Regions from separate parts of the Mus musculus genome. Here region 1 is linked to region 2. A link is a loop called in an ENCODE intact Hi-C map of the cell type or tissue named here. Cell type or tissue: heart. All regions are shown on one strand. Links, peaks and the distances in the headings refer to the core of each region. The heading gives the core; the rest is flanking DNA. Region 1 holds the start of Zkscan14 (zinc finger with KRAB and SCAN domains 14). Region 2 holds the start of Pdap1 (PDGFA associated protein 1).

What was found. Peaks named below come from ENCODE experiments on the same cell type or tissue, not always from the same donor. Only the 100,000 strongest peaks of a DNase experiment are listed, where the experiment ranks them.
Region 1: a loop joins it to region 2, with 4 times the contacts of the local background. A loop is called at or near these places in 2 of 42 quality-filtered maps.

The regions. Positions count from the first base shown.
Region 1 is chr5:145,196,071-145,207,752 of GRCm38, forward strand. Zkscan14 (zinc finger with KRAB and SCAN domains 14) reads right to left here and starts at 5,812. Exons shown (of 3, transcript NM_023322.2): 1 at 5,210-5,812; 2 at 2,607-2,730; 3 at 1-129. The coding sequence starts at 5,605. Zkscan5 (zinc finger with KRAB and SCAN domains 5) reads left to right here and starts at 8,489. Exons shown (of 6, transcript NM_016683.2): 1 at 8,489-9,638; 2 at 11,506-11,638. The coding sequence starts at 9,225. In heart, for the core only: a CTCF peak has its summit at 8,343 (motif pointing right); DNase peaks (open chromatin) are centred at 5,301, 5,741 and 8,351; H3K4me3 peaks cover 3,430 bases; H3K27ac peaks cover 3,237 bases.
Region 2 is chr5:145,133,299-145,144,980 of GRCm38, forward strand. It overlaps Pdap1 (PDGFA associated protein 1), which reads right to left and starts at 6,727. Exons shown (of 6, transcript NM_001033313.4): 1 at 6,669-6,727; 2 at 3,604-3,695; 3 at 1,767-1,874. The coding sequence starts at 6,681. It overlaps Bud31 (BUD31 homolog), which reads left to right and starts at 7,078. Exons shown (of 6, transcript NM_001310771.1): 1 at 7,078-7,144; 2 at 8,007-8,138; 3 at 9,150-9,269; 4 at 11,601-11,682. The coding sequence starts at 9,176. In heart, for the core only: no CTCF peak of the experiment used is centred there; DNase peaks (open chromatin) are centred at 6,923 and 7,483; H3K4me3 peaks cover 3,469 bases; H3K27ac peaks cover 1,849 bases.

The DNA.
Region 1 (11,682 bases), core at 1,674-9,673, 62 kb after region 2:
GGTCACCACATTTGGTAAGTGCTGGGACCATTCCCTGGGATACTTCTTGTAGCCATGCCTGTGGCTCTGCCTCCTTTAAAATTTCCTGCTTTAGAATCACATCTGTGTTCACAGTTCGTGTTTCCAAGCCTGAAACATGAAAATAAAAGCTGCTATTATCTCACGCCTGTGTGACAGTGAAATAGAAAATGCTGGTAAAGGAAGTGCCTCTAGCAGGCTTCTAGGTGTCCTCCTCCAGACTCTCTATGTGGAACTGAGCCCAGCAGGGGTATGCACTTTGCCTGTCCAGTCAAAAGCTTTCTTTCTGTACTTGTGCCTACAGCTACCAAGGCATTCCTCCCTAGTCCTATTGCACAGCTACAATAGGAGGTAGACACAGAAAGGATATCAGAACAGGCTGATAGCCTTCATCCCATGAATGTGGGCTGGGTTAATATGAGAAAATCACCCCAGATAAGCTATAACGGGCATAGCTGGTGATGCCAACATATGAAGGCAAGGTTCCAATGCCAGTTCAGCCTAGCATTGGGTGAAGGTGCATACAAATTGTCCTCTGGCCTCTACATATAAACCTCTATATGCATGTCCACCCACACAAACACATACAGATGGGGAGGGGCAGATGAGATCCCACCTCTAGCTGAGAGACTGTGGGTCATTAATCACTGCTGAGGGAGTCAAAATGATTTTTCTTCAAGATGTAGCCATTGTCAAGTTGCCTGTGCTTTGAGAAACTACCCCACACTCCTGCACATGCAGCCTTAATTAAAACAAAACACCACAAACTGGAATGTCGGAGGGAACATTTGGGGAAGAAGGGGTCCAGAGGAGGGGAAGGGATAAGAGAGGAATGGGGGTTGATTCTAATCAAAGTACATCATATATATATATATGATTAAAGAACAACTAAAAAGTTGAGCCGGGTGTGGTGGCGCATGCCTTTAATCCCAGCACTCAGGAGGCAGAGGCAGGCGGATTTCTGAGTTCAAGGCCAGCCTGGTCTACAAAGTGAGTTCCAGGACAGCCAGGGCCACACAGAGAAACCCTGTCTCGAAAAAACAAAAACAAAAACAACAACTACAACCAAAAGTTATTTTTTTTTTTTTTTTTTTTGGTTTTTCGAGACAGGGTTTCTCTGTATAGCCCTGGCTGTCCTGGAGCTCACTTTGTAGACCAGGCTGGCCTCGAACTCAGAAATACGCCTGCCTCTGCCTCCCGAGTGCTGGGATTAAAGGCGTGCGCCACCACGCCCGGCTAACCAAAAGTTATTGAGGGCCAGGTGTAGCGGCACATATCCTGAATCCCAGCACTCTGAAGGCCAAGGCAGGGAGATCTCTGAGTCCAAACAGCCTGGGCTACATAGTAACTTCCAGACCAGGAGAGTTACAGTGAGACCCTGTCTCAAAAACACAACAAAAATTATTAGAAACAAACATATGTACACAAAATAAAATAGAGAACAGAAAAACCCAGCCTAAGTCACAAAAGAACTTCTAAGGCTCTTAACCCATGTTTGTGAATGGCAAACTAGCTCACAGATCATAGAGACCTCAGCTACTAACCCTGCTTTGCAAAAACTGTCAACCTGACATAGCCCATGGAAGGAAAGCCTCAACTGAAGCACCCCTAGATCAGACTGGCCTGTGGGCTCTTTGTGGGGGATTACTATGATGCAGAACACGTCAACCCATTGTGGGAGGTACCATCCCTCAGCAAGAAGGTCTCGAACTACATATGACAGCTGGATGATGGGGCTGCAGAGACCACTCAGTGAGTAAATGCACCTATAGCGAGCCTAACAGCTTAAGTTTGATGATCCTCACCATACAATGTAGTAAGAGAAAACTTCTTTCCACAAGTTTGTCTTTTGATCTCCACACAAGCACAGTGGCACATGTACACACACACACACACAAGACAAATAAAGTTAAAGATGAAAAGACAAAAAAGAAAGAAAGAAAGAAAGAAAGAAAGAAAGAAAGAAAGAAAGAAAGAAAGAGAGAAAGAAAGAAAGGAAAGAAAAAGGAAAGAAACAGAACCCAAAACAAGCTGTTGTTCAGAAAAAGAATGCTATCCGAGGCTAAACCAGCCTTCGACAGTGTCCTCCATGGCTCCTACTGTTCTTCCTTATAATGCTGTTTAAGTCAGTTTGTCACTGTGACAGATACCTAAGACAACTTAAGGAACAAAAGATTCACTGTGATTTAATGGGTCAGAAGTTGAGTCCATGCTCAGCTGAATTCATTGTTCCTGGGCTTGGGGTAAGGCAGAGCACCACTACAGAAGGGTCTGCCGGAGCACATATGTTCACTTCCTGGCTGTGAGGAAGCAGAGTGGGGATGCAGAAAGGTGTCAGGGCAAGCTAGAGCTCTCAGGACATTCCTCTGCATCTTCCACCTAGGATGTCTCTCCCCTACCCCCAATTGAATCAGGATCTTATGTAGCCTGCTTTCAGGTCCCTGCGTCGACTTGTCTCAGTGATGAACTGTGACGCTTTCCTGCCCTAAGCTGCTTTTGGTCAGAATGTTCCCTCACAGCAACTGGGAGAAAACTAGAGCAGCTTCCCAAGCCATGCACTCGACAACTCATCAGAGAACAGCACTTACCAGGCACAACTGTGCTCCCAGCGTCCTTTGTGCTCTCTTCACAGAAACCTTTCCGAGCTGCAGCCAGCTGTTCCCACTCTTCCCAGGTCAGAGATTCAGCCACATCCTTGAAGGTCATAAAACCCTATAATAGCATAAGATCTCCATTTAGCACTTGCTGTCATTGCAAACACTGCCACTAGTCTAAGGGGAAGCTGGACTCTAGAGTGGAAGGAGTTAGTGTGAGAGAGTCAAGTAACAAACCACAGATGCTGTGTCAACTGGGTACCAAGGGACCTGCTACTGACCATCTTCAGTGCCAACCTGGCTGGATTTAGAATCACCCAAAAGTAAGCTTCCAGACTGACCTGTGCGAGCATTTCCAGACAGCTTTGACTGTGGAGGGAAGGTCAGCCCTGGACTGTATGAACAGAAAGAAGGCAGCAAGGGAACGCTAGCATCCACCTCCTGACTGCTAACCTTGAAGCAAGGTGGCCAGCCACTCCCCCTGCCACGCTTTCCTGACCTCAGACTGTAGCTCTTCTTCAACAAGCCTTTCCCTCAATTTGCTCTACTCACAGCAGTGAGGAGAGTTGCCATTCTCTGTAGAAGTTTAATCTGAAATAAATTCAGACCCAAAATACATTCACAAATACCTTGGCCATATAGCTAGGCTCTTCTCTGACTAGATCATAACTTACATTAGTCCATTTCTTCTAATGTATATTCTGCCGAGAGGTTGGTTACCTGTGCTGAGGTACTATGTGTCCATCTTGTCAAATCTTCCCCGGGGAAATCTCTCACACCTGGCACTATCTCAGAATCCTTTTTGCCTCCCGAAGGTCTCACCTCCTATTTCCAGACTAAGCTATAGGCCACCAGGTGTCACATCCATACAGACTCAAGATTCTCACTAGAAGGCCACATATAATGTCTTTGGTTAGGTTTTGTGTTTTTTGTTTTTTTGTTTGTTTGTTTGTTTTTTGAGACAGGATTTCTCTGTGTAGCCCTGCCTCACAAGTGCTGGGATTAAAGGCATGTGCTACCTGGTTCCTCCTATAACCTTGAAAAACTTTCTGTGGATCATCTATGACAGTCTAGGGAAGGCAAGGGTGAAATATTCGAGTTCTATCACTGTGGCTTACCAAAGTGGCAATTAAAACTGGAATGTGGCTCAGTTTAAGACTACTGACTGGTCTGTCATGCACAAAGCTGAGCTCAGTCCCCAGGACCACATAAACCAGATGTGACAGCAAATACTTATAATCCTAGAGTTCAGTAAGTAGAGGCAGGAGGGTCAGAAATGCTAGGGTCATACTCTTCCCTCTACATAGTGGGCTGTTCTAGGCCAGCCTGGGCTACATAAGATCCTAATTCAACTGGGGACGAGGGAGAGACATTCTAGGTGGAAGATGCAGAGGAATGTCCTGAGAGCTCTAGCTTGCCCTGACACCTTTCTGCATCCCCACTCTGCTTCCTCACAGCCAGGAAGTGAACATATGTGCTCCGGCAGACCCTTCTGTAGTGGTGCTCTGCCTTACCCCAAGCCCAGGAACAATGAATTCAGCTGAGCATGGACTCAACTTCTGACCCATTAAGTCACAGTGAGCCGTATGTACTGTTCACAATTTCAGAGTATCTCACAGTTCAGTCAGGAATGAAATCGGTGCTCCAGCATTTTCGAAACCCAAGATCCCAAAATCTGAAGTGCTTGAATGTCTGCCCCTAACAACTAAGCATTCACCCAAATGTCCCTCGTGCTGAGATGGAAAAACATAGCTAAAGTATAAAATGGCATTTTGTGGGGAGGATCTAAAGAATATTTTGAGATTAGCTTTTCACGAGCAGGAGAGATGAATCAGAAGAGTGCTTCCTGTTTCTCTAGAAGACTGACCTGTGTTACGTGCCCAGTACCCACATTAGGCAACATACAACAGCACGTGATTCCAGTTCCAGGGGTCTACTACCTTGTTCTGTGCTCCTTGATCACCCCTACACGTGTGGCATACACTCATACACATAGTCACACACAGGAAACAAAAATAAAAAGAAACTAGACTTTTTACACTGACAATGATTGTAGATTGTATTCTAAAAGGCACACGCGAGCTCTGTTTCAATTAAGCTAGGAATGATGGTCCACACCTTTAATCCCTGAACTTTGGAGGTACAGTAAAAGTGGATCTCTGTGAGTTAAAGGTCAGTCTGGTATAATATATAATGAGTTCAAGTCAGATAGGGACACACAGTGAGACTCTACCTTTAAGAAAAAAAAAAATCAAACTGTATCTCAAAACCAGTAATAAGTATCAAGAGTATTTATTTTTTCCAAGGTGCCTTCTCATGGACCTAACATATTCAAATATAGGGGCCATTCTCATTCAAAGTGTGTGTGTGTAGACAACCAGGCTGTATTCTCTGAATCATCACGACTGGGCACGCGGGCACGTTAATGCAGATGCCTAGAACATGGCATCAGATCACTTGAAGCTAGAGCTACAGATGGTTGTGAGCCCCCTCTATATGGGGTCCTGGGAACTGAGTTCATTCTCTGGAAGAGCAGCTCAGGGTCTTAAACACTAAGCCATCTCTCTGGTGCCATGCAGAGTCCACTCGAGTCTCACCTGCGGAGAGGCCCGATCCAGTGCTCTTTGCAGAGTCCGCGCCAAGGCCGCAGCCTCCTCCCCACTTTCAGGGCTGTGGTCCCGCACGTAGGCCTGGAGCTCCTGGGGCAGGATGGTGAGGAATTGCTCCAGCACCAACAGCTCCATGATCTGCTCCTTGGAGAGCAGCTCGGGCCTCAGCCACCTCCGACAGAGCTCCCAAAGTCGGCTCAGCGCCTCCTCAGGGCCGGCCACTTCCTGGTAGCGCAACTGCCTGAATTGTTTTCGAGAAGTTTCGGGGTTCTGCCAATCTCCGGAACCGGAGGACTCCTGATTCCCCGGAGAGTCCTCCTCCACCTTCACCGTACAAAGCCCAGCACCGAGAGGTGGCGGGACGACCCCAGAGCCTGCAGCCATTGGAGCCTCTGGACCGTCCAGGTCGAGCTTGTTTTCTAGAAGAGCAAAGCCCAATGACTTCACGGACCTTTTCTGAAACCGAGGCGGAGTGCTACCCTCTTCCAAAAACGAGGCCCAGAAAAGGCCACTACGGACACAGCACACACGCGAACCCGGTCTTCTCAGTTCTCATTTCGGCAGGTGACAGAAAAACAAACCGAAGCGGAAGTGCGTAATTAACCCCGCCTCTGGGAAGAGGCCTCGCCTGCGTAAGGTCTTTCTAAGCGCCCTGGAGGACTAAGATGCATCTCTATGGTTCGCCTTTCTTATTTTACTAAAGGGGCCGCAGGCCACGTCATGACAGTCATGACAGATTGGATGGATGGATGGATGGATGGATGGATGGATGGATGGATGGATGGATGGATGGATGGATGGATGGATGGATGGATGGATGGATGGATTAGATAGATAGGGGGTCCTACACAGAGAAAAAAATTGTCTTGAAAAAAATAAATATAAATAAATAAATTTTAAAAAAAAGATGGATTGGTGAGATGGTTCAGCGGTTAAAGACACAGGCTGCTCTTTTAGAGGATCTAGGTTTAATTACTGGCTCCCACAACATGGTGCAGGTCAAACAGCCATAAATAAAGTAAAACTATATCTATATCTACATCTATCTATCTATATACACATGTATATTTTTCTTTTAATTACTTAAAAATTGTTTTTGACTCTTTGAGACAGGGTTTTTTTGTATAGTCCCGGCTATGGAAACTAGCTCTGGGAACTAGACTGGCCTCGAACTCACAGAGATCTGCCTGCCTCTGCCTCCCCAGTTCTGGATTTAAAACCTTGTGCCACAACAGACAGGTAAAATAAATAAATCACGTTAAACCAAAACCAAAAACACCCCAGAGAACCAGAGTTTAGTTCTGACACCACAGGAACAAGCACACTTACTCTAATCCCAAGAGATCTGACTGCCCTCTTCTGGCATCCTGTGGCCAGTAGGCACACTTGTGATGCATAGATATAATTCAGGCAAGACACTGTACACGTTAAAAAACAAAAAACTCCATCACTCAGGAGGCAGAGGCAGGAAAATCTCTCAGTTTGAGGCCAGCCTGGTCTAGAGAGAAATTCTAGGGTAGCCAGGGTTACATAGAGAAACCCTGCCTGAAAAAACAAACAAATAATTTGAAGTGCATTAGTGGCACACACCTTTAATTTCAGAACTCAGAAGGTAGAGGCAGGCGGGTCTCTGTGAGTTCTAGGGAAGCCTGGCCTACGAGAGTTCCGGGCCAGCCAGAGGCCAGAAAGAGGGCATCGGATACCCTAGAACTAGAATTACTGAAGGTTGTGAACCACAGGAGTGATTTAGAGTGAGATGGCCCGCTAGACAGTCCCGGGTACACCTCAAAATACAGTTTGCTTCAGTCGTGGATTTGAGAGATGCCCTTCCCTCCGCCCCCAGTGTTGTGACCTTAGTTCTGTAACTAGGTCTTCCACTGATGGCAGGGGTTGCAATTCCACGGTAGTCTGTTTTGGTGGGCCCCTGAAGTGTGACAACAGGTTCTCTGATACTACCAGTATTCGAAGGACTTGGAAAATGATGAAAACGCCTCAAGAGAGGGGTAGATAATTTAAAATGGGATTTACAATTTAGGGTAACAGGCTTTAAGCAAAACTTCTGTCTTCAAACTATTGTTTCTCCCCAGCCGCCTGGCTGCCATGCTCTGGGCGCATCTTTCAGCTTTTCAGCCGATACAGCAACAGGCGCTTTTTTCCCTCTGCTGCATTCGTTTTGTTTGTTTTGTTTTTCTCTTTTTTTCTTCCTTTTTCTCTCTCTTTCTTCCCTCTGCTGCATTCGTTTTGTCTCTTTCTTTCCCTTCCTTCCTTCCTTCCTTCCTTCCTTCCTTCCTTCCTTCCTCCCTTCCTTCCTTCCTTCCTTCCTTCCTTCCTTCCTTTCTTGACAGGGTTTCTCTGTGTAGCCCTGCCTGTCCTGGAACTCACTTTGTAGACCAGGCTGGCCTTGAACTCAGAAATCCACCTGCCTCTGCCTCCCAAGTGCTGGGATTAAAGGCGTGCGCCACCACCGCGCGGCTTGTTTTGTTTTTCAAAAGCTAGTCAAGTGCAGAAGCAATAGAAAAAAAATACGAACAATTAATTGATATAACTTTCGGACTAGACACCCTGATGCCCTTTAACATTAAAAAATTACCTAATGCCTGCGGGGAAGGGGCTTACATGGAGAGCTGTGGAAGTCAAAGGACAATTTTTGGATGTCTCAAGTCCAGGGATCAGCTCATGTCATCAGGCTTGGCAGTAAGAGCCTCTATCACGGAGCCAGTCAGGTCTGCCTCCCCGGCAGCATATTAATAAGCCCTGGAGACAGAGAGCCACAGCCATATTGGCTAGACTTCGCGCGCAGCTCCTTGGGAGATGTAGTCCCGAGAGCCTCAGCCACTCTAGGGCAATAAAGAATCTTTGCGTGTTTAGAAAAGTGGCCAGGATGGTGCAGACCTACTTCAATTCCAGAGTGCTGCGGTGGGTGGGTGGGTGAGGCTGTGCTCGACCAATCAGAGGAGAGAGAGGGTGGACCTATTTTGTTTGTTTGTTTTCCCCGACCGGCCCCCTAGATTCCTACCCTTGAGCTAAGCCCATGCTCTGGTTTTGGGGGTGGGAAATAGATTAGCTCTATTTTCCCCAGGCTCTTGTAGCCTCTTGCTTGAGGGTGACTGATTGGTCAGCTCCACAAGGGGGCGGGCTCAGGAGTAGCTCCTCCTTCCCGCTGTGCTGCTAGGACCTCCGGGATTCCTAGAGAGGCTGCGGAAGCGCTCTTGGGGGTGGGATTTATGGCTGAAGCTCGTACTTGGTTACTTCCGGCGATGAACTGTTGGAAAGTGTCGGACTTGCCTCTCTCTTGGCTTGTGAGAACTCCATCTTCCAAGCCTGGGCTGCGGGGAGTTTGATCTTTGGGTCCCCGGGACTTAAAGACTGGAGAGGAGCTGGTAGGACATTGTGTCCACACTGGAGTCCTGTCCCTAACCTTGACCCGGCTGGTCTCTGTCTCCAGGTCAGGAGCTATTACAAAGAATCCAGGTCCAAATTTTTTAGTATAACCGTACTTCTCATAGAACTAATGAAGTCTTTCGTTTATCTATCAAGCTCTTATGGCTTGAAAGCCAGAATGAGATATGACCATTTTAATGGGTTTCATTCCTATACTGACTTCAGTTTGGCTTATGATCGAGAGAAGAAACGACTCCGTCTGGAATAATTTTGTCCCGTTATTTATATGAGATATGGACTTTCTCATTTTTAAAACTGTTTTAAGTTGGGCCTGATGTCACTTTTTAATGGCCTTTTTTTTTTTTACGTTATTAAAATCTGGACGTAGTCGCTATTAGCTGTTTTATGGGAGAAGTGATGACTAACTTCTCTATATCTTAAAGTGAATGACTTTGTTGAGTGGTTTTTCTTTAGTCTAGATGACGTCGTTGCCACCTCTCTTAGCTAATAATAATTCCAGACATTCCAGTAAGGTTGTTCACTACAAAAAGTGCCCTTTAGAAGAGCAGAGAACAAATCGGGTTAGTGTAACGGGCTAGAGTCTAGAGACTCTTCAGTTGGAATGATAATGACAGAATCCAGGGCAGTTATACACTTAGAGCCTCCCGCTGAGACTTCGCAAGAGCAAGCAGACCTTCTCATAGTGAAAGTAGAAGAAGAGGACTGCTCCTGGATGCAGGGATACAACCGGCCAGTGCTTGAGACTTTTTACCAGCGCTTCAAGCACTTCCAGTACCATGAGGCAGCAGGACCCCGCGATGCTCTCAGCCAGCTCCGGGTTCTCTGTTGTGAGTGGCTGAGGCCGGAGCTGCACACCAAAGAGCAGATCCTGGAGCTGCTGGTGCTGGAGCAGTTCCTCACCATCCTGCCTGAAGAGTTTCAGGCCTGGGTGAGAGAGCATCACCCCGAGAGTGGGGAAGAAGCCGTGGCTGTGATAGAGAGTATCCAGAGAGAGCTGGAGGAGCGCAGACAACAGGTGCGTTGCAAGAGGAAACGGGGACAGTGAGGAAGGAGCTGCCATGCAGTCTTAGCCCTGTGGTGCTTCAGTCGTTCATATTCTGGCTTTGCTGTTGTTTTTGAGACAGCCCCACTATGTATCCTTGGGTGTTCTGGATTTCACTATGTAGACCAGAGATCTCTATGTAGACTCGAACTCACAGAGATCCACCTGTGTCTGCCCCGCCCCTCCAAATGCTAGGATGAAAGGCGTGTGCCACTGTACCCAACATGTAATGAGTTTTAAAGAATAATGTGTTTCTTCCTACTCCTGCCCTTCTTCTTTGAAAATTAAGCTCACGTTCCCTACTTGTGTTTCTTTTCTTTTTACCCTTTTATTCCATTTATGTGAGTACATCATAGCTGTCTCCAGACACACCAGAGGAGGGCATCAGATCCCATTACAGATGGTTGTGAGCCACCATGTGGTTGGTGGGAATTGAATTCAGGACCTCTGGAAGAGCAGTCAGTGCTCTTAACTGCTGAGCCATCTCTCCAGCCCCCAGGTTAACTCTTTATTTCCTGGTTTCTGGGTTTCATGCTTTTAGAATCCTTTCTTCACTGCAGTTTTTGAAAACCTTTCCTCAGTCTGTTTTAAACTCGCTTTTTGACAGACTGCTTCATTTAGAATGTGTTCTGATGTACTGCCTTTAATATGGCTTCAGCTATTTTCTCACACATAGCTATACCACTACTTCAGCAACTTAAAAAAAAAGATTTTAGATTTTTAGAATTATTTATTGTAGCTGGGCATGGTGGCGCATGCCTTTAATCCCAGCACTCGGGAGACAGAGGCAGGTGGATTTCTGAGTTCGAGGCCAGCTTGGTCTACAAAGTGAGTTCTAGGACAGCCAGGGCTATACAGAGAAACCCTGTCTCGACCCCCCCCCCAAAAAAGAATTATTTATTGTGTATGTATAAGTGTTCTGCCTGCAGGTATGTATGTGCCCGTGGAGCCTCGATAAGGGCGTTAATGTCCCTTGGAGCTAGAGTTGTAGATGGTTGTGAGCCGCCCATGTGGGTGCTAGGAATTGAACCCAGGTCCTCTGCAGGAGCAACAAATGCTCTATAAACAGCTGAGCCACTTCTTTAGTCCTATTTTATTTTATTTTATTTTAAACTATGTGTTTGCTTGTGCTGATACCCTCAGAAGCCAGAAGAAGGCATTGGGTTCCCTAAAGCTGAAGTTACAGACAGTTGTGAGCCAACTACTGTGTTTATTGAGAACCGAACTTGGATCCTCTGCAAAAGCGCTCTTAGCCACTGAGCCATCTCTCTAGCATCTTCTTCTTCTTTTAAAAAATTTGATTTATTTTATGTGTATGCAACTTTTGCCTGAATGTATGTAAGTATATATACCACATGTATGCCCGTGGCCCACTGCGGTCAGAAGAGGGTGTCAGATCTCCTGGAACTGGAGTGACATATGGTTGTGAGCTACTACGTAGGTGCTGGGAACTTAACACTGGTCCTCAGGAAGAGCAGCCAATGCTCTTAACCTCAGAGTCAACTCTCCAGCAGTTTCTTAACCTCGTTCAGGTGTTTACGGAATGATCACTTCCCTTAGCCTCTCAGGCTAAGATGGAGCGCATCCGTTCTGTCCTGTAGCTGTGGGTTTTTTTCCCATGTAACATGAAGTTCAAGACGAAGTATTTGCATGTGGGTATGTCTCATGGAAGTCTTTTCCCAGTAGGAATAAACCATACTTAAACTGCTGCTTAATTGGCTCATTGTAGACACAAGGTGAGTGTTGGACCAGGGGACAGGTGGCAGTCTAATGGACTCTAATGGATTCTTTCCCATCCCCATCTGTAATTTTGCTGATTGGTTGTAGTTGTGGTTGTTAGATTGCCACAAGTCCCGAAGTACTTCCTCAGAAGATGGTACCACCCGGAGCCACGCAGGAGTCCTTCAGTCACCAGTGTCTACCTGTGGAGGCCCAGCCCGAGCGAGAGTCACAGAATCTTCTGGAAGAAAATGGTGAGGCTCATCCGTTCAGTGCAGTCAGTAGTCAATGTGACTAG
Region 2 (11,682 bases), core at 2,396-10,395:
CCACACATCTCAGCTTTGAGTAGGGAAGAAGAGACTTAAGAAGCTAAGCCATCGGGCTGGAAAGGTGGCTCAGCGGTTAAGAGCACTGGCTGCTCTTTCAAAGGTCCTGAGTTCAATTCCCAGCAACCACATGGTGGCGCACAACCATCTGTAATGAGATCTGACTCCCTCTTCTGGTGTGTCTGAAGACAGCGACAGTGTACTCATATATAATAAATAAATAAGTCTTTTTTAAAAAAAGTTAAACAGTTAAAGAAGCTAAGCCATCTTGTCTGGTCTCAAACGAGGATGTGCCTAGCTCTGTAGTGACCTGATGTGCAAGGGTGGGCTGGTACCCATGGGGAGCCTTCCGCTTCTCTGAGCAGGAGGAGCAGGGGAAGGGGGAGGAAGAGCTTATGTGTGTGTGTAAAGCTGGGAGGCGAAGGCGGGGCTGGGAGTGGGAAGGCTGTGATGGGAAAGAAGCTGAGCCCTCTCAATCTTATCTGTGGCCCGAGAAGAAATCCAAACACAGTCCTACAGCAGCTCAGAAAGGAGCTTCCGATGCTGACTGACGTGCCCACAGGTTCCAACTTACCCACCTCTTTCTACAGCAGGCAAACTAGACCGGCCCTCACCCAACCTCAGCTTTCCTTCCCTCAGCATGCCCAAAACATGGCTGGAGTCTATCCACTCTTCTACCCTGCTACTGCCAATCACTGAAGAGCAAGCCCTGGATGCCTTCTCCTGAATTCTACCATAGCATCTTAGCATCTGTTCCAGAAAGGCACAATCAGTGATGGGACGACAGGATGGAAAGATAGGGCACAGGCACATGATTCCTGCAGCTTGTCAGACTACACACATGACAGCATGCTACACATCACCCCCTCCATGATAAGTGCATTGTAAAACATAAAATAAGGAGCAAACCTGGTTATCTTTCTCCTACTTTCAAGGTCTCCAGTTGCCCCTGCCTAGTCCCTGATGTAGTGAAGCCAACAGTCTTCTGTAACTACAGAGGGGCCCTGACCTCTCTCTTCCTTCATCTGGCACCATTTGCCCAACAGCCCCCACTTTCTGTTCTTCAAACACGCAGAGCCTGTTCCCACCTGGGGCCTTTGCACTTTGCCTGTCTGATTGCCTCAACTGTTCTCCCTAACATTTGTTGTTTGGTTGGTTGGTTTTGTGTTAAACATGGCTGGCTCCAACCTTGGCTTAAGCCGCCTCATTAGCACAGTGCTAGTCCAAGTATCCTCTCCTCTACCAGTCTGAGTCATAGCACTTTTCAGTTTGAATTTCCACTGTTCCTTTACTTCATTTTCACTGTATGTTCCCACCAGATCCTGAGTCCTAAAGAGCAAGAGCTTTTGGTAATTAATGGTAGGCATGAAACAGAACACCAGTTAGTTCATCAACTAATTCAAGGCCAAGTTAGGATACATGAGCCTCTAACTCCCAGTGACAGGAAGTGGGTAAAGAACTTGTCTTGCAAACCTGATGTCCTGGGTTTGATCCCTGGGACTCACAGCAGTGGAAGGAGAGAACCCACTCCACACAGCTGTTTTTGGACTTCATATGCTACCATGGTATGCATCTAACCCCTCTGATTAAAGGACAGTATAAAACCGAGGTTGGCCGTACATGCTCATAAATCAGTACTTTTGGAGGGGGAGGCAGAACTGTCAGGTCGTCACAGTAGCCTAGGTTATATAGGACCCTGTCTTAAAAACCCAGACACACATTTATCTGCCCAGTGAATGAGTGTGGCCTGCAGTCTACAGACTCACCTGGTAGTCATCATCTTCATCTTCACTTTCATCTGAGTCTAGAGATTTCTTTTCCTTTTTTGGGTCACCTGAAGCCCCATCTCCACCTTCTTCTTGTTCATCTTCTTCCTGTTTCAGAAATGGACAACCTGCAGAATCAAAAATGCAAAACAGACCCCCAAGAATATAACACCCACAGCCACCCTCTGATTGTGGACCTTCACATTAAGCCTCTGGAAGGCTCAAGCCTAGTATGACAAAGGTCCTAAAAAGTGGCCACTCAGCATCATAGACCAGAAGTCAAAGGTCCTGATACAGCCATAAAAGACTCTCTGATCCTTTATAGCCATCTTGCTCAGCTCAGAAAGAAGGACATCTCACAGGGTCACAAAGACCCAGGTGTGGAGCTAAAAACTGCACCTGCCGGGTTGATACCCGCTATGAACAGTTGCCAAAGTAACTTTCCTGGTCATGCCTTCTTGGTTGTATGCTCCCATGGTCACACCTGTCCACATATGGCCTTTTGGCACCAAATGCCCAAGACCACACCTTGGCAGGCTACCAGCATCTACATTTCTGTCTCACAAAAAAAAAAAAAAAAAAAAATCACTAGAAAGAGTCAACATACCTATAATTTGTTTGTTTTTCAAGACAGGGTTTCTCTGTGTATCCCTGGCTGTCCTGGAACTCACTCTGTAGACCAGGCTGACCTCAAACTCAGAAATTCACCTGCCTCTGCCTCCCAAGTGCTGGGATTAGAGGCATGTGCCACCATGCCTGGCAACATACCTATAATTAATTATAAGTATAATCTCAGCACATGGGAGGCTAAGGCAGGAGGATTGCCAAGAGTGCAAACTAGTCTGGGCTGCACATAGTTTGTCCAAAAAAAAAAAAAAACAAAGTAAGAAAGCCCAATAAAAACTTATATCCAGGGGAGTGGTAGAGCGCTTGCCTAGCAAGTGCAAGGCCCTGGGTTCGGTCCTCAGCTCTGGAAACAAACAAACAAACAAACAAACAAACCCTTATATCCACCCGGGCAGTGGTGGCGAACACCTTTAATCCCAGCACTTGGGAGGCAGAGGCAGGCAGATTTCTGAGTTCGAGGCCAGCCTGGTCTACAGAGTGAGTTCCAGGACAGCCAGCGCTACTCAGAGAAACCCTGTCTCGAAAAACTCCAAGGTTCCATGCCAGGAACTCCACAAATTCAAAATTCAAATTCTCAAAACTCCCAGAATTCCAGCTAGAGATGGCTTCTCCCCTTCTCAGGGATCCTGGGAGAGGGGCTGCCTGCTTCCTTAAGCCCTTACTTCAGGTGTGGATATTCACTGTTGCAGAGGATGCAGGTAAGAGTAGACTGGACAGGGTATCTCAGCACAGAGGAGCTGGAGGAGGGCAGGCAGCACTAGTATGTCACAGAAGAGGTGATGCTGAACAGAGCCAATAGCAATACACAGGACAGTGGGGGAACGGGAAGGCAGGCTGTATGTTGTATAGAGTCTGGCAGGTAGCCTTGTGTGTGTGTGTGTGTGGGGGGGAGCTGCAGGGAATTGATAGGAGCTGTAGATGGACAGCAGCTGGTAGAGAGAGGGCCTCTAGAAGGCAGGCAAACAGGACCACGAGTGGAGACCACCAAACAGCTCCTGCAAAATGGGCAAAGTCCTTTCTTGTTGGTCCAATCATAGGACCACCTTTCTGTGACTGTGACTGGCTGCTCCAGGGCTCACACCTGCCATCTGGTGTCCTTCCCACCCTCATGTGTGATGTCTCTTGGAGAACAGTAGTCCTTTCCTGTTCTCCCCAAAAGCCAGAACAAGGCAACATACTGGACCACTGGAGCAGACAGACATGTACTCACGTTGGCCTTCTGCTTCTCAGCCTGTAGCTGGGCATCGATCTCCTCCGGGCTCGTATACTGCCTCACTCGGCCTTTGTGGCCTCCCTTTCTACCTGCACAAAGATCAGTAGTTTAGGAAGGTGAGAGAGACGTCAGCCTTCACTACACAGACTCCCAAAAGGCTGTCCTGTTCAGCCCAAGGGAACCTCACCTACCTTCACCAAGTACCACCCAAACCTACAGTGATCTCAAAGAACAAAAGCAGCGGCTTATGACACCCGATGCACAGACTGCCCGATGTAGGTTCCTAAGAACAAGACCTAAGGTGAGGAGAGGGAGATACAGTCTGACTGAATCCTGTTTGCTTAAAATCCAAACACAGCTGGGCATCTTTAATTCCAGCATTTGAGACCACAGAGGCTGGCAAGCTATGGATCTCTTGAGTTCCAGGCCAGCCTGGTCTACATATGGAGTAGTGTTCTAAAGAGCAAAGGTACAGCACAAGAGCCACTGCTGGCTTTGTACCACAGACGAGGAGACTTAACGTCAAACAATGTGTAAAAGAGGAAGAATTCGGGAGTCTAAAGCTCTAGGTTCCAATCTGAGTTGTACCATTTCCTACATCTGTGTCTCTGTGTGTGCCTTCCCAGAGCCTCCTTTTCCCCAGTTTCCTTTTCCCCACAAGGCTGCCATGGAAGTAGGGTGGACACCATTGGTAAAGCAACCAGAATGGTGCCTGGCATTGGAGGAGCAACACACAGCGTCTGTTAACCTGTTAATGCTAACACACTGGCTGGCAGTAAAACCTAAGTCAGCATGGCTCCTGAGCACACAACTGCCAGTGGCAGCAGGAGAATGACATACTCCATGCTTATCTTGGTGCTACATCGACCAACAGAAACTCTGTATTCAGAATTAAACTAGCAAATAGAGCTGGAGAAACGGCTCAGCAGTTAGGAACGTTTGCTGTTCTTTCATATAGCCCTAGTTGGTTCCCAGCACCTACAGGGCAGCTCAGAATCACTCCAGTTCCTGGGTGATCTAAAGCCCTCTCCCGACCTCTGTGGGCTCTGCACGCATGGTACACTTGTACACACATGGACAAAAAAACAAAACACACATACAAATCTCACATAAAACAACTAAACTGGCAAAATTAAAGATAGACTGACTCAACAGCAGTCTAACACTGATCAGGACTGTCAGAGACAATTCAGCTACGAGGATCAGTGCCATACCCTCATGTGCTAGCCGGACGACTAGACCAATCCCTGCTAAAGCTAGTCTCACAGCTGGGTTGCAAGCCTTTGGCATCTCGATGCAGGTGTGACTGTGGCCTCTATTGCCAAACAGGCCCTTTCTTGATTTCTGCAGACCCCTTGCTATGAGTAGAGAATCTATGATTAGACAGCTAGAACTGTTGCAAGCTCCGGAGACCACTGCAGAGACACAGTGACTTCCTAGACAGCAGCTGCAGAGCTGTAATTGAGCTGCCAACAGCCTACACCGCCCATTTTTAATGACAACCTGAGTTCCCAGGGGTGTATCTAGGTATGCTCATGAAAGGCCTATTGTGAGATACCAAGCTTTACCATTAAAAACAAACAAAACAAAAAACCAACCAACCAACCAGCCAAACAAACAAAAAAAGCAACACCCTTTCGTGATCTTAGTTTGTTTGTTTTACTGAGGCTCTTTCAAGATGCTTTAAAAAAATAATTCACAGTATACTGAAAACAGAATTGGTCCTTTGCTCCTGGGGGATTTTTTAAAATAGTTTTTAATCACTGTTTTCTCATGTTAGCCCAAGCAAGGAAACAAGCTTTGTTTATCTGCCTGCAAAGCTTCCCAGAAATCAAGACTAAGTCCATTAGCCATGATTTCATATTCAAGACTGCCGAACTGTAATTCTCAACCTTGGAGTCAGGAGCTGAAAAAAGTTCCTTTGCCTTTTAAAGATGAGACTGTGAAACAAAGACAGTGCTCCTCTAGACGCAGGATAAATCAGCAGAGAACTAGATTTAGACACACTTGGCCCTGTAGAGCCTAATATCTGAATATTGACAGGAAGCAATTTAAGCTTGAAAATCTCCAGGCAGATGTTCCTGTGGGCTCACTGCATTAACTGGCTTAACACGTGAGCTGCCAACATTTACTGAACATCTGTTCTGTGCTGGGAGCTAGCCAGGCCCTTAGAGCGATTTATTCTGCCACCGTAACTCCTGTCCGCCTGTCTCCTACTCATCCAACTAAGCCTTATTAATACCCCTGTAGTTCAGATGAAGAAAACGAACTGGAAAAGTTTTGTTTGAGGCCACAGACTTAAGATGTGATATATCTGGTATTCAAACCCCTGATTCTAAGGGGTGAAACCAATGTACGATGGGAAACACTTGTTTTCTTGGTCTCTACACACAGTAATAGCTGAACATTTAGGGGCTGCGGGGCACTGGGCTGAGTACGTGGGCTACCTAGTTTATGCCTCTCTCATAACAGGAGGAAAATATAATCAATGTCCCCCACCCCAACCCCCTTTTTGGAAACGACAAAACCGGGACACAAAGAAGTTAGGCGACTGGCTCAGAAGCACATCCTTAGTGGCTACGGTGCAAGGAGAGAATCAGAGCCAGGTCCCACATCATCAAGTCAAGGTCTTATTATGAGGCAGGCGTGGCTCCTCAAAAGCTCCACAAAAGCCACATTTTATGCTCGAGGCAGCCAGGCACCGCACCAGCGCGGGACGCGGTGACTCAGTCTCCGGCCAGCCAAATGGGAGGACAAACTTCAGATGCTCCGGAGGCTTGGCCGAGACTCCTGGGTCCTGCTCTCCTCAAGGACAAGGACCCAGCACCCGTGAGTCTCCTCAAAAATCCCCGACGGAGAGGCCCTCAACCACTGTGGTCCTCGGCTTCCCAGGCAGGACAATTGAGCGTCGAGGCCCACGCATGGCTGGGAGGCGACGGGGATGGCCTCCTTCAGCGCGGATCTCTTAGAGGCCCCAGACCCGCGGGCTGAGGGGTCCGCGGCAGCCCGCCTACGGCCGCCACTAGAGAAGCCACGCGAACCACGCGCGCCCACCCCCTCACCTCCTTTAGGCATCTCGGCTCCGGCGGCTGCAGCGGCGGCGGCGGCGCCTCGAACTGACACCGGAACCGGAAACTCCTTGGAATCGACTTCTTCCGCCCGGCTTGGTTCCCTCTCCGCGCGCCACTGACGCCGCCACCGCCGCCACGGCTGCGAGGATCTGGGACCTCACACCGAGGCCGGGCTGTCTTGGGAGGTGCCTGAATTCCTGACCAGAATATGTACTGCCAGGAATCCGCGTTCCCCGGTGTCCCTGTCCGAGGAGACACGTAGCCGTGTGGGCCACCCCTACAGGAAGTGAGAGGAAAAGGGCCGTACGGTTTACGGAATTCTACAAAGGCAGCGCCAGGGACACCTAAGATGACGCAATCTCCGCGCGAGGTGGGCGGGGCCCCGCGAGGGCCTTATTCTGAAGAGTTTGTCGCCGGAGCGGAAGCCGTCAATAAAGAAGCAGCGGCCTTAGGTGCTTGAGTTTCCGGTGAGTGTTTCTCTGCTCGGTTCTCGAGTACCGTATCTTTGGCAATGGTTACGGGCAGGAGAGCTGTGTGAGCTGCTTATGCGGCAGAGGCTGGAGTCTCCGATGACTTGCACAGGGGATGGTAAACTTGGGGCTCGCTCTTTCTCTCTCTGCGTGTGTGTTTTTTTCCCACGTCGTTTTCTCTTCCGGGACCGTTTTCTGTCTAAACACCGCTTTTTTTCTCAGATGCTGCTCTTGAGTTTTCTGCCACTGTCCCTTCCGTAACTTCGCTCTTGTTCACCCCTTTTCCCGCTCTTCTACGTCTGTAAACAGCCCAACACAACACCTCTTTCCTCCTGATCCGATCGCCTCTTCGTTTTACCTCTCCCCGGCCCCGAGAGCCTCTCGGGTTGAGTCCTCCTAGGTCAGGAGAAAGTGATTCTCTAATCAGGCTGTGCGCCCTGGGAAGGGCTCAGAGTCAATCTATCTTTTAACGTAAGCGCTGGAAAAACCAGAGCAAAGACCACTGATGGGGAAGTCAGGAGCCTCTAATCTGTTAGACTCACTGGTTGTCAGCAATGTGACCCTGAGTCCACGTCTTAAGAGTTTTATTCTTAATTTATTAAATTGTTAAGAAGGGGTGTGGGAATAGGGGATTGTAAAGTGTCAGTCACCATACAGTGGATGGGACTAAAGACAGTTTTGAGCAGATGAGTCTGTTATGCTGATAGGTTACTCTTTGCCAGCTAGAAAGCTTTATGCAATCGGAAGAAGAAGAAAACAGCGTTTCTATTTAGATTTTGACTGGCCTGCTTTGTTGTTCTAAAAAGAGAGATTTTTGGCGGCTATTTAACGTGTGTAATCTACTGCTTTTATTCTACAGATGAGACAGAAGACTGCAGAAGAAAAGTGATCTCCCCCAGAGTCACAGAATAGTTGGTAAATCTGGACAAGAACACAGCTTTGTAACTGTGAAGACCAAGAATTTTTTTTATATTACTCTCAATACCCAAAGGTATTGTGCATTCCTTCTTTCCTTCCTTCCTTCTTTCCTTTCTCTGTCTTTCTCTCTTGCCTTCTCTATTTCTCTCTCTCTCCCTCTTACTGTCTGTCTTCCTTCCTCTTTCTTCCTTTCTTTTCTTTATTTCTTGACAGGGTCTTATGTAGTCTAGATTGGGCACAAGCTCACCATATACCCAAAACTGGCCTTGAACTCTCAATCCTTCTGGCCCCACCTCACACATGCTTGGAGAATGCGTGTGTGTCACAGTTCCCTTCTAGGGAAGCTGAGTAGCTGTTCTGGGCCTTCTGGAGAATGATCTACCATGGACATATGTTTTTCTCATGAGTGGTAGACAGCAATCCAAAGCAAAGGAAAAAATAGCTAGAGAGACTCGGGAAGGAAGGATAGAGATAAGAAAGTACCCAGCAGAAATCAGTTAGGGAAGCCACTTTAAGGCATCCAGCTGAAGCGCCCAATAGGGTTCTGGATATAATATAGAGATATCTCAGATTCGGCTTCCAAGCAAAAGAGTAAACGGTCCCAAGTAGGGATGACACCATCGACCGTTACTCACAGCTCCCGCAGAAGCTGAGTGAGGAAACTGAAGCAGTCAGTCAGAGCTCCTGATTGAAGTGAGCTTCCCGAGGCTGAAGTTCTGACAGTTCTGGCTTCTCTTTTCTACCCTAGACGCTTTTATAGCATGAGATAAACAATAGATCCATCCCTTCCAGTAGATCTCAAGCAAGGCCTCAAGTGTTTTATTCTTGGGCTGTTTTGCTGTTCCTATTCCTCTGGTGTAGAGTGTGTGTGTTGAGGGTGGGGGAACAGCTCATGCCCAGAGAAGAGTCTGGGGAGGATACGGAGACACCTGCTTGGGTCTGAAACGGGGCAGAGGCAATGCATGGTTACTTAAGGACATAACATACATTTTACTCTCTGAGCTTGACATCTAGAGGAGCAGGGGAATGGCTGTCAAAGCCCTTTGGCAACCTGAGGCTCAGAAAGCAGTTGATTTTCTTGTAGATCTTTATAAGCTATCTTGCTGGGAAATGCCCAAGGTCAAAAGAAGCCGGAAAGCACCTCCAGATGGCTGGGAGTTGATTGAACCAACGTTGGATGAACTAGATCAAAAGATGAGAGAAGGTGAGTGGGGTCTTTCTGCCTGGGTATGCTGGACAGTATCAAGGCTCAGCGTCTCCAAGGATAGAAAGAAAGAAAGAAAAAAACACCGAGAAGAGGCTTGTAGCAAACTGGTCATGTTTTTTCTATCAGCTCAGAGTGTTTTGAAGGTTCTGAAGAGTAAAGTAACATTAATGAGGCTATCATACCTCTCCCCAAAAAGGTCTGTTGTTGTTTCATTATTAGTGTATTTGTGAAAGATCGGGGGGTCTGTGCTACTTTTAGTGTTGGCTGGAAACGGGGTCTCCAGCAGACATAGTTCTGGCTATCCTGGAACTCACTGTATAGACCGGCTGGCCTCAAACTCATGGAGAGCTCCTTGCCTCTGCCTCCCTAGCACTAAGATTAAAGAGGTGTTTCCCACAATGCCCAGCTCACTGTGTGTTGGGGTTTTTTTGTTTTTAGATTTTATTTTACTTTGGGGTGGGGTTGGGAGATGTACGCATGCTAGCACAGGTGCCTGGGGAAGCCAGAAGAGGGTGTGAGAACACCTAAAGCTGGAGTTACAAGCAGTTGTAAGCCACTCTGACAGGAGTGCTGGGAATAGCCCCATTGTGAAGTCTTTTTATCCATGCCCTTTTTTCTTTTTGAGACTCTAGCTTTAGCTGGCCTAGAACTCTGCCACATACTCACAAAGTCTTTCTCCCATGGTCTTTGCCCCAGGGCTTTGGGAGCCTTTACTTTACAGTCTACTTGTCCTTGGAAATTCTATCAAAGGATGTGCTCGCCTTTGGTGTCCTAGTTTGATTGCTGTTCCTGTGATAGAACATCAGACCAAAAGCAACACAGGGAAGGAAAGGTTTATTTGGCTTACAATTCCAGGTTACAGTCTGTCATTGCACTAAGTACATCACCTCCACAGTCAAAAGCAGAGAATCAAGCTGCAGAGATGGCTCAGTGGTTGAGAGCACTTACTGCTCTTGCCAACACATCTTCTGACATGCATGGGCAACAGGTACACTAGTGCACATACATACATAAAACGAGAGATACCAAACTTCAGGAGAGAGAGATCAATGAACACATGCTGTTTGCTTAATACAGAAGTTCAGCCAACTCGCTTTGTTCACCCTTAGCCAGTTCTGGCCTTACACCTCCAGCGTCTGAATGATGACCATATTCAGAGTTGGCCTTTCTACCTCAATCAGGCCAATATGACTTAGGTCACTCTTCAAGTGGGGCTCCCTTAGGTGATTTCATCTGGCAAGATGATAACTTTAAAAGCCATCTTCCTGTATGACTACTTAAATTGGTATTTGTATGTGTGTTAGGCAGGGTAGTACTACAGAGTTAGTGTGGAGGGGTAGAGAACAACTTAGAGAAGTCAGTTCTCTCCTGTTGGTTCCAGGGATCAGACTCTCGTCTGCTTTGGGAGCAAGCACCCCTACCCACTGATGTATCCCATGGGCCCCCTGAAATTTTTTTTAAGAAATAGGCTTGAGTGTTTTGCCTCATGTGTGCTGTTTGTGTCTAGTATTTAGAAAGACCAAAAGGATGTTGGCTCCCTGGGACTGGAGTGAGTTATGAGCTGCCACCTGAGTGCTAGGAATAGAACCTGGGTTCTCTGTAAGAACCACTGAATCTTCTCTTCAGCTCCCCCTGAATGTCTGTTCACAACAATCTTTGGAATACCTGTTTATAGCTAATCTGATCATTACTATTATGAGGTCATACCTGCAGCAATAATTATTAAGCCAGTGTTAACTTGGTTTTCTCTTTTCTCAACTGATTGTGCTAGACTGTCTCTGAAATACCCAGAACCTACAGAGTTGCTATGGGCCAAGAGATTTCTTGACATAACTCTAAAAATAAAGGAAATCAGAATGTGGAGTGAAAAGTCTATTTCCAGGTCTCTGATGTATTCCTAGACTCACAGTAACTAAGCTCTTGGGGAGCTGCCTGACATTTCCTACACCAGTCTGCGTTCTGCTAGAAGGGCTTGAGGACGCCAGTTCTTGTCAGCATTTTCTTAAAGATTGATTTATTATTTATTATATGTAAGTACACTGTAGCTGTCTTCAGACACACCAGAAGAGGGCATCGGATCTCATTACAGATGGTTGTGAGCCACCATGTGGTTGCTGGGATTTGAACTCTGGACCTTCGGAAGAGCAGTCGGGTGCTCTTACCCACTGAGCCATCTCACCAGCCCCCTTGTTGGCCCTTTTAATTGTTCATTATTTGCATTACTATCTGCATGGATATAAAATAGTCATAGCTATAGTTAAGCAAACATGCTACATCCTCTGTAGAATGACTAGCTCCAGAACACATACATGCTTTTTTTCTTCCCAGCTGAAACTGAACCCCATGAGGGAAAGAGGAAAGTGGAATCTCTGTGGCCCATCTTCAGGATCCATCACCAGAAAACCCGCTA